Linked DNA regions of Mus musculus: region 2 is linked to region 1. Evidence: chromatin loops called from intact Hi-C (ENCODE). Cell type or tissue: heart. All regions are shown on one strand. Each heading gives the region's core, and the rest is flanking DNA. Links, peaks and the distances in the headings are about the cores only. Region 1 has its middle 70 kb from the start of Gm32210. Region 2 holds the start of Thbs1 (thrombospondin 1).

What was found. A loop is a pair of places that touch in the nucleus more often than their neighbours do. Peaks named below come from ENCODE experiments on the same cell type or tissue, not always from the same donor. Only the 100,000 strongest peaks of a DNase experiment are listed, where the experiment ranks them.
Region 2: a loop joins it to region 1, with 1.9 times the contacts of the local background. A loop is called at or near these places in 3 of 42 quality-filtered maps.

What each region holds. Positions count from the first base shown.
Region 1 is chr2:117,632,046-117,637,426 of GRCm38, reverse strand. No RefSeq gene overlaps it. Among named protein-coding and RNA genes, the nearest start is that of Gm32210, 70 kb to the left of the region's middle. In heart, for the core only: no CTCF peak of the experiment used is centred there; no DNase peak of the experiment used is centred there.
Region 2 is chr2:118,109,113-118,114,493 of GRCm38, reverse strand. Thbs1 (thrombospondin 1) reads right to left here and starts at 2,618. Exons shown (of 22, transcript NM_011580.4): 1 at 2,419-2,618; 2 at 1,785-1,879; 3 at 965-1,524; 4 at 85-160. The coding sequence starts at 1,851. Gm13986 (predicted gene 13986) reads left to right here and starts at 3,292. Exons shown (of 10, transcript NR_126479.1): 1 at 3,292-3,797. In heart, for the core only: CTCF peaks have their summits at 3,053 and 3,261 (motif pointing right); DNase peaks (open chromatin) are centred at 1,243, 2,693, 3,233 and 3,763; H3K4me3 peaks cover 3,326 bases; H3K27ac peaks cover 3,111 bases.

The sequences.
Region 1 (5,381 bases), core at 158-5,157:
AGTTAAAACATGGTTTTACTAGAAAGGGGCATGAAGAATCTTGCTGGTATAGAAGTATTTCACATCTTGATTCATTTTAAGGGTTACTCAGATGTGTGTATTTATCAGAACTCTCCAAATACATGTGGATTTCACTACACAGGTGTTACATGTGAGTCAAAGGGAAAAACAATTTACATGAACGTGCACACATATGCACACACACACATACTCTTATTCTTCTTTCCCGTAATGCATTCGAGAAATACTATAAATATCTAGAAATCAGCACTTAGATCATATCTTACTCAAATAGTAACCATTTGCAAATGAACATTTGAAAGAATGACTTTCATCTGTGTGCATAGACCTATCTCTCTCTCTCTCTCTCTCTCTCTCTCTCTCTCTCTCTCTCTCTCTCTCTCTCTCTCTCCCTCTCTCTCCACATGTGTGCGTGCACACATGCACATGTGTATGAGACTGGTCTGGGACCAGAAGAGGGCATCAGATCCCCTGGAGCTGGAGTCACAGGCAGTTTCAAGGCACCTGACATGGAGCTGGGAAACAAACGTGGATTCTCTGTAAGACTTCGGTCTTAACTACTGAGCCTTATCTCCAGTCCCTGCACGCATATTTTAAAATAATGTATAAGAAGCTACTAATAGTATATGCTCCTCTGAAAGTCATGCTGATAAGAGTGAGGTGGTTTGATAGCAACCATTTAATTTACAAAGAAAAGAGCATCAAGCACTCTTAACATATTCCTTACAGTTCTGAGTACATTTTACACACATCTGAGACACACACAAACTTCTTTCATATTTTTAAATTTCCAAATCTTAGACAATTTTGAATTAAACTGCCTGGCAATGGGAAGAAACCCATTTATCTTTGTTGAATAAATTGTTGTTGTTGTTTTTTTTTAATTTCAATCTGTTGCAGTTTTCACAACTTTAGGAACTCATTAGCTTATTCAGAGTGTGCCAAAGGCTGGTCTAAAATTTTCACAGCATGGGCAAATGGTAAAATCAGCTCTCATCCATAGAGACCATTCTGCTGACCTTCTCAATAGCTGTGCAGAGAAAGATGGCACTTCACCTCCGAACGAATGCAGCCGAGCCAGGGAGATGAGCTCATTTGTCAAGGTTTGTTATCAATTAGCAAGTTTAGAATTGGGAGCCTTCCATAAAATTTTCTCTTTCTCCCTCTCTCCTCCCTCCTTTCCTCCTCCCCTTCCCTCCTCCTCGTTCTCTGCCTCTTCCTCCTCCCCTCTTCTTCCCATCTCCCATCTCTCTGTAGTGGAGACTGAACTCAGCACTTCAGTCATCTCATGCAAATTCTTTACCACTGAGCTTTTAGACACTAAGGCAATGGTTCTCAACCTTTGGGTCATGACCGCCTTCGCAGAGACCACCTAAGATCGTTTAAATTTCAGATATTTACATTATGATTCAAAATAGTAGCAAAATTACAGTTATAAAGTAGCAACAAAAATAACATTATGGTTGGTGGTCACTACAACATGAGGAGCTGTATTAAGAGGTTGTAGCATTAGGAAGGTTGAGTACCACTGTTCTAAAGGAAGATTAGGTCATTAAATTGTTTCACCTTTGAGGTTATTATTGATAGAGCCACAGTAAAATAGTGATTCTTTCCTTCTGTAAAGCTATGAATTCTGGATTCATCCACAATTTTCTTTCTTGTGGTACTAGGGATTGAAGCCAGGGCTTCACAGATGCTAGGCATGTATGCTACCACTAAGCTATGTCCCTAGTCACTAAAAAACTTATTTACAGATGTGCAATTTTTATGATACTTTCCCTTGTGTCACATGGCTCAAATATTGATAAAGGGGAACAGTGAATAAAACTGGTACTTTTACAAGGCAAATGAGGGGTTGGAGATGTGACTCGGCTATTACAAGTACCGGCTGCTCTTCCATAGGACCTAAGTTTGGTTTCCAGCACCCAGACCAGGTGCCTTACAACCAAAGATAATTCTAGCTTCAGGGAGATTGAATCAGCCTCTAGTCTCCACCAACACACACCCCCACACAAACATACACATAGTTAAAATAATAAAAAATAAATCTAGAAGCAAATGAAGATTAAAATACAGCAGCCACTGTCTGGTCACTGGGAATTCCTAAGGAGTGGACCTAACCAGAATACTGCTCCAAGCACCAATATAGAGGAACATAAAAATGCCTGTGGAAGAAATCAGAAACGAGATGTCTGCTGAGTCATATTTTCCTAAGTATCTTTCTATGCAGCTGAAGAAATAAGATCGGGTCCAAGTCGAGCTGAAGCAGACAGCGCTTTTGATGAAAGTGTAAGGAACACAAGAGCATCCCTCTGTTGAGCATCAATGTTCATGTACCCCCATAGCCAGCCAAAAGACCATAGTAGCTGACAGATGAAAACTGAGCCCAGAAAAGACAGCATAGTGTGATGCTGTTCCCAGGACTGAGGAATTTCTTTCATTATCAGACTCTTTAATACCCCTGCCAAAGAGTTGTCAGTTTGGGTAATTAGAAAAGCCAAGAGAACAGGAGCTACAGGAAAGCAGAAAACTTATATCTGATATTTTTGCCAGATTTTGACTCCACTTTTGGCAGTAAAGTGAGTTAAAAGAATCTATACACCTCCTTTTATTAATAGGAACTCAGCATCTCCTTCTCTTTTTAAATACATGGTTAGTGGATATTTTATTATGCAGTTTGAAATGATACAGATCTCTTAGTCAAAGTCCAGCCTTGGTTGTGTTTATGCAGCATTTCTTCCTCCCTCTTCCTTTTTATACCATGTCATAATGAAAGGGGGATTATCCTGAGAAAGACAAAGAAAACCTCCCATCTCAAGCCACGTTTCTTTCCTAGTTTTACGAGACATGATCTTATTCTTTAGCCAAGGCTCACTGTAAAGTCACTGTGTAGCCCAGGCTGGCTTTGTACTCACAGTAGGTCCTCCTGAGTGCCAAGAGTGACAATGACCACACCAAGTTTAAGCCACACTTTGAAGGAGAAAGAGAGTTTGTTAGGGATGTCCTGTGGTTGACCGCTAAAATGAGGTGGATGTATATGAGTTTTAGCAATTCAGACTTAAGAGGGAACAATAGCCTAAAAGAAAAGGTTCTTGTTTAACAAGCATCTTGGGCTGTATTGGAGGTACATGCTAGAGAATAGATTTTCGTTAACAGTCATGGCTCAAAATCATACAACACACATGCCACATTCACCTATGCCCTCCACAGTATACATATCCTTAGCTCTTCTAGCTACCTGATTCAGTTTTCTATAAGAACTTCTTAAAGATAAATAAGCTCTCATGAAAAACAGAATTACAAAAATAGGCCCAGTGCAGACAAATTTTATGTCCCTTGGATTTCCCAACTGGCATGGCTTCCTTTCAAACATTAACACAACACGGCAGAAAGGTTACCAAAGAGTTCCCATTCATGTTGGGACAAAATAAAAATGTTGTGCACTTGGCATCTGCTTGACATGGAAGGTTTTGGTAGCTTTCTTTGGAGAAAGATTTCTCTGATCAACAAGATCATGGCATGCTTTGACCTGTGACACCACCTCTACTATTAAGGGTCAAAACCACAGACAACATCACGGACAAGGTAACAACTAAGATTTTTATTTTGTATATTCAGCACAGAAGTAGCAGGTATCATGACCTTGTGTATCTCCCTCTTGCTTGCTGATAGAGAAGTTCCATTGGAAACCTTGACATATAGAGAAGACATATTTGTGGGTAAAGTAAAAAAAGAAATTAACTTGGACATTTTATTTCTGAGGTTCATGAATATTGTAGTAGAGTAATTTTTCACAACAATGATTATAGGAACAAACTTGTTGGGCATTGGTTCTAATTCTTTGTTTTAATTTGGCTCTCAAAAGCCACACTTCCAGAAGCTGAGGGTCTCTGTCCCCAGCTGGTTTTAATTGTTAATAAAGAATTGATGTATGGCCAATGGCTGGGCAGGAAGATGGAGGCCCACAGGGGTCACTCCCCTGACTGAATCTGGGGCAGCAAAGGTAAAATATAGATTTAGAAAGTATTAACTAAGAATTACCAGAAGGGAGTATGTCTTAAGCACGAGGAGGCTCAGGAAGTGCCCACCCACTGAGCAAGTAAGGGTGTGTGTGTGTGTGTTTCATTCTTGAATCTAGAGCTCTTTGGTGGGTAGCTAGAAGTATGATCACCCGCCTTCCCGGGAACTAGAGCAGATTAACTATTCTCCACCACACAAACCCTTCTCTTGCATTTGAAATAACAAATTCTGTGTGTGCACATGCGCATATGTGTGTCATGTGTGTGTTGTATGTATGCTTTTGTGTCAGGGATGCTCATCTGTGTGGAGGCCAAAGGTGGATGTCAAGATGTCTATTTAATTGCTTTCCCACAATATTGTTACCTGAGTCATGGTCTCTCACTGAACCTTCAGCTGTTCAGTGAGGCCCTAGGATTGACCCCTGCTGGGATACAGGTGCGTGCTACCACACTACCCCACACGTGATTTTATATGGTTGCTGGACACCAGACTTGTGATTTCATGCTTCTACAGCAAGCACTTTATACACTGAGACATCTCCCAGAGTCCTCATGTTGCTTTGTAACTCTGCCTAGGAAATTCAACTTAAAAGTACAAATTTAAGAGGCTAGAGAGATAGCTTAGTAGTTAAAAGCAATAGCTACTCTTACAGAGGACCCAGGTTTGAGTCCCAGAACCCACACAATGGCAGGCAACTGTCTGTGACTCCATTCCCAGGAGATCCAAGATGAGGTGGTAAAACATCTATACATATAGAAAAACACAAATTTTAAAAGCCGTGTTATTCTAATTTATAAAATCAGAAACTATTTTCAACCTTTATAGTATTTTTTAAAGAAATTCAGAAGACAGGAAATGTGTTGAAACAACCGTCTGATTATTTTGCAATAATTAAGAAGAAAATGAAGCAAAATCCTGAGCTCTGTTTTCTCCATGCAGATAGACTTATAGACCTCCACTGGTGAGAGGAAGCATCAAAAATTAGGAGTTATTCCACAAACACTTTACCACACTTGGACACATTTTATAAAAATATATATTTTCTTCTTGAGACATATCTGCATTCCATTCAGCCCACTTCCTGCAGGTATTCCAGTTTTTTGATGGTCACAGATCAAATAATAATGAAATTAAGATTTATAGGAAATAAGTCGGGCAGTGGTGGTGCAGCGCTTGGGAGGTGGAGTCAGGAGGATTTCTGAGTTCAAGGCCAGCCTGGTCTACAGAGTGTGTTCCAGGACAACCAGGGCTATACAGAGAAACCCTGTCTTGAAAAACAAACCAAACCAACCAACCAAACAAAAAAGATTTATAGGAAATAGATGAAAATGTTTATTACA
Region 2 (5,381 bases), core at 303-5,302, 480 kb before region 1:
CACCCTACTGCTTACATTAATCAGGGTGCTTTCGGTGGACTTCCCCAGAATTCTCCAAATCTTAAAAAACACAGGGGTACTCACAGCTGGAGCAGCCTTTGTTCCTGAGAATGTCTTCTGGGGTGGTTCCAAAGACAAACCTCACATTCTGCAGCACCCCCTGTGGGCAGAGGACAGACGTGGTTTAATGCTGGGCGTGGGGGTGGGGCGGCCAGTCTGAGTTTGCTTGTGGTGAACGCTCAGAAAGTTTAAAAGAACTTAAGATCATCCTGCCAAACTATCACAGAGACATAAATTGCCGAACAACTTCAAAATCTTAATTGTGTCTTCTGCCAACTGGAGCATTTTACAAAGAATCCAGTTTTCAGGCTGCTTGGGGTACACAGGAAATGGAATTTGATCCCAAGTCTGGAGGACATGATACTCTCCAGTGACAAAGAGTTAATGTGGGCGTTCAAAGCCACGCTTGTAAGAAAAAAAAATATCTGAAAGTTAAGGCAAGTAAGGAGTCCCAGAGGCACATGACTGGACTGTTATTCATGTCTTGCCTTAGATCCATACTGAAAGCACCCAGAACACCCTGCCCAGGGACTCAAATACTGACAAAGTATCCTTTTCATGCCCTATTAAAACTGCTAGGTACATTTGATACAAGTTACTTTCCTAAGGGCACAGGGAGTACCCCATTCTGAAACAGGCTGAGTGTAATAGGAAAACCATTTCTTATCTCTCCTGATAGCTTTGAAAGCATGGGTCCCAGGTCCTGGCACCATTACAACTTATTTCTTATTAGGAACAAAATTTCTCGGGTCCCTATCAAATCTGAAACCCTGGAGTTTTGGGTCATCTGTAATATGATTTAACCAACCTTCTGGGGGTGTCTGTTCCTCTTTACATTTGAGAATCATTTTTAGTCTACCGATATTAATTCCACATAGCCCTTGTGACAGGTAAGAAGATTTACCTGAAAATTGTCATTGACATCTCCCTTTGCAACTCGGAGCCTGGCAACGCTGGCCAGATCCCTGGTGAAGATGCTCTGGATGGGTACATCCAGCTCCGCGCTCTCCATCTTATCACAGTCTATGTAGAGTTGAGCCCGGTCCTCTTGAACAAACAGCGTGATGCTCTTCCACTGGCCAGTGGCCAGGAGAGCTTCCTCCACTGACACCACTTGTTGCTTCCCTGGCAGGCTCAGGCTCAGGTCCAGGGTGCCAGCTTTGCCGTTGGAGACCACACTGAAGATCTGGCCAGTGTTGTCTTTCCGTTCCACAGCCAGGAGTGTGCCCCGGGTCTTCTTCATCTGCCTCAAGGAAGCCAGGAAGATGAAGCCTTTGTCGGCCCACACAGCGTCCAGTAGGTCTTGGAACTTGTCATCCGGCACAGCGGGGATCAGGTTGGCATTCTCAATGCGGAAGGCGGGGCTGGATAGATCTTGGCCCTTCACCAGTCGGCGACCGGGGCCCCTTCGTGCACCTCCAATGAGTTCAAAGATGTCAAACACACCGTTATCTCCCCCAGACTCTGTAAGGAGAGAGAAGACAATCGGCTTTCTAGGCTAGGTATAAGGGGGTAAAGTTCTGGCTGTGAGGAGCCAAGGTGGGAACTCGTGACAATAATGGCAATTATGGAAAGCTGAGCGAGGGAAGCTGCATCCTTATCAGGAGATAAGGACTCCAAGGAAACACAGGAGCTATCGAGAGAGAGAGAGAGAGAGAGAGAGAGAGAGAGAGAGAGAGAGAGAGAGGAGAAGGGGGAGGAAAATGAATATATCACAAACTCACCTGGAATGCGGTTGCTTCCACACATATGCAACAGGAACAGGACACCTAGTCCCCGCAGGAGCTCCATGGTGGAGCCTTTGTGCCCAACACGGAGCCTGTAGCAAGAAGCACAGGAGGCCAGAGTCAGAGACCAGGAAGCAAGGTGGAAGGGCAGAGGTGTGTGTGTGTGTGTGTGTGTGTGTGTGTGTGTGTGTGTGTGTGTGTTTCTTCTTTTGCCCCATATGTGCTGAAAAAGAAGGGTTTACTTTCCAAACGGTATCCAGTATAAAAAGAGCGCCAGAGGCAGGGGGATTGTTGGAGTTCCAGGATAAAGGGTATAAAGTGACTTGGGTCCGTCCCCTCCCCCCCGCCCCTTTAGACAAGATTACAGAATGTATTTTGGATGGCGACAGTCAGGGGTAACCTGGAGACTACTGGGGAGAAAATCTTGGGGTGTCTTGGAGGTATAGTTTGTGAACCCGAAGGCTGAAGAGAACCAGCTCCGGAAAGTTCTTTCCAGGGGATAGACGGGGCAGGATAAAGGAGTTAGGAAAACCAGAAGGGGAAGAGTAGGAGATGAGGAGTAGCGCTGATCATCTGCAGCCTGGGGCTTTGAGGTGGCCGGCCAGGTGCTCCGCAGAGGCGGGAGGTTTACCTGTGTGCACCGGGGCTCAGTAACCCGGAGAGGTGGCAAAGGTGAAGTGAAGGACAAGGACGCTGAGTCCGGTGAAGACGCTGAGACTGCCGGTGCGCCGGGAGAGACCGTGGCAGAACTGGATAGCAGCTTCGCGATTGCCTGCAGAAGTCCGATGAGGCTGGCTGACTCCAGGCAGTGGCTGGCTTGACTGAGGAGCCCAGGACCTTTTAAAGAGGCAGGAAGCAGGGAGGGGGGAGGGTTCTCGGGGGCGGGGGCGGGGGACGGGGACGGACGGGTTCATTTCTCCGCCCCCTGCTGCTTGGCGCACAGCTCTCGGGCTGAAAGTGAAGGGGGAGACTCCGATCCCGCACAGGAGCCCTGGAACTTGTCAGAAAAATAGGTCTCCGCCCACGCAGCCTTGGCGTACTCAGCCTTTAGCGCTTAGGATCTTGCGCCATGTGAACTGGAGACGTTCTGCATGAGAGTCCCCAGACGCGATGCTTCTTTGGGGACCACCTAAGACCCTTTAGGGAGGCTTTCATTAAAGCACATCTCCTTGAATAATTCCATGACAGAGACGCTTGGGGATCGAGACAGTCTGGTTTAAAAATAAAAGAGGGCAAAAGGTTGGACCCCTTAAAGGAAGCTGCCTCCTGAGTCAATCCTGGTGGGTGGGGGATCCCATGTCATCTATACTTTGCGCTTCACTCCTGTCCCGCACGCCTGCCTTCCGTCTGACTCACTAAGGGTGTCAGCACGGTGTTGCACAGGGCCAGCAGGACCGTGCACGGAGGTCGCCTTCCGACTCACTGTCCAAGTCGAGAGTTTTTTCCCCAGTTCTACTTTGCTTCCTCAGATGGCCGCTTGGGGGCGGTATATGTATTCTGATTTAGGGGATCCTTTCGGAGAGTTTTTAGCGGCATTTTAAGGAAGCGAATTTATATCCCGCTCCCTCAAGGCAAAATTGAAATTGTGTCTTGAAAAACAATTTTGTGCCCACTCGTGTTTCTTAACGTGACTCCCGATAGGAGAATTTGCTGAACCATCTGGCTCCAGGATCTTACACTATTTACAGAACGGACCCGTAGAGTTATAAATTACTCTCTACCTATTATTTTATTTCCCATCTTTCTCCCTAAACAGTTTTTTTTTCATTTTTTCGGCTCCCAAAACCGAGGTGTGGTTTACATTTCTGTGGGTATACACTTTTCCATCAGTAGACTGCTGCCTGATCCTTTGTCTCTGAAGTCTGGTCTCAATGCCATCGGTCCGGAGCCAAGATGACTCCAGCTGCCTGGAATTCCATTCATCTCTTTGGGAAGGGACGTCAGCGGCGGCGATGCTTCTCCAGCTGTGGCCCTGCGTGAGCAGGCTTGGCTCTGAGTCCAGGGATCCAGGTAAAAGCATCACCAAATAAGGATCTTGGCAGAATCAGGGCGGGGCCGGCTGAGGGACAGCTGGGGCTCCCTCCCCTTATCAGTTACACCTGGCTGGACTCCCAAACCTTGGAAACACCCAGGACTTTATGCTCATCACACAGCAATTTCACTTTCCTTGTGTGGGAGGGAGTGTTCGGTGACAAGGTGTGTGAGTGTGCGTGGTATGTGTGCGTACACGCAAGGAGGGGCTTACAGAGTGTTTCCTAGTTACTCCGGGTACACAGCTACACAGCCAGTGCCTCTTGTAGATAAGTACGTTCCCAAGATGTGTTTGTTTATTAGACTTCAGATACTCAGAGCCAGCAGTAAAAGTTTCTACTGGTTGATTAGTCAAGTTAGATTCCTGCCCTTGAAGTCACAGGCCCTGACTCAGCCACTGAATCTGAAGATTCGGGATCATCAGGCAGGCTTGCTCTTCGCTTCCAGTTCCTTCCGCAGGTCCTCTTTGCTTTGTGGAAGGCGATTGCTTTAAATATCCTGCTCAGCACTAATTCTTCCTGCAGGAACCTTTGGGACTGCCCTGGGAGGGCTGGTCTTGAGACCCTCTTTCCTCATGAGTTTTGTACCACAGAGGTGAATGTCAGCGGCCCACAGACAAGAGCTTCTCTCCTTGTGTAAAGCCACCAACTTCCCTAGGCCCAGCTACACCTTGCTGATGGATCAGGAGCAATCAGGGTCTGCCCCTTTGGGCCATGTGCTGTCCAGACTGAGGGGGTGTGGACAGTTTGTAACTTGGCTCCTTTCAACAACACAATACAAGTTTTGACCTCCTCCACACCTTTCAGATAAGGCATTATGGGAGAGCTTTGTTGTACTGAAAGCTGGCAGTGGCCTAGGAGATGTTGAATACAAACATAGAGTCTTTCCCTAAACACAGCATGACAATCCAGCTGTCCTGGTTTGCAGGAGATGAGGTTCCTAGGCAGCTATGAGGTCTCACCCATATTCCCAATCACCACCACCCAAAGTCCCGATCATCATGTGCTGTGAGCAGATGACAGAAATTCAGCACACTCTTGGGATGTTGTAGAGAAGCAAGGGAAAAAGCAGGAGTTACTATCTTTAGTAGGGAGAATACAGTCTGTCTGTGTGAGTTCATATGTGTGTGTGTGTATATGTGCATGTGTATGTGTTTATGTGTGTGTTTGTGTATGTGTGTGTATGTGCATATGAGCATGTGTGCATGTATATGTTTGCCTGTGTGTACGCTACCCCCTTCTTGTGTGTGTGTGTCTCCTCAGTGAGTGCAAGCATGGATCCCCTCCTGCTTCTATACCTTATGTCTATTATTTTCACTTGTCTTCCATCCACCCTTCCTGTTAGGCCTCATGGTCCTCTGTCATAAATCCTACTTTCGTGCCCTCTCCCATTTAAATATAGATTGTGCATACTAGAGAAACTGTGACATTTGTCTTTCTAAGCCTGTCTTATCTCACTTAACATAATGATCTCTAGTTGCATCCATTTTCCCACAAATGTCATAACTTCATTATTCTTTATGGCTGAATAAAACTCTTTTGTGTATATTTTCTTCATTTCCTT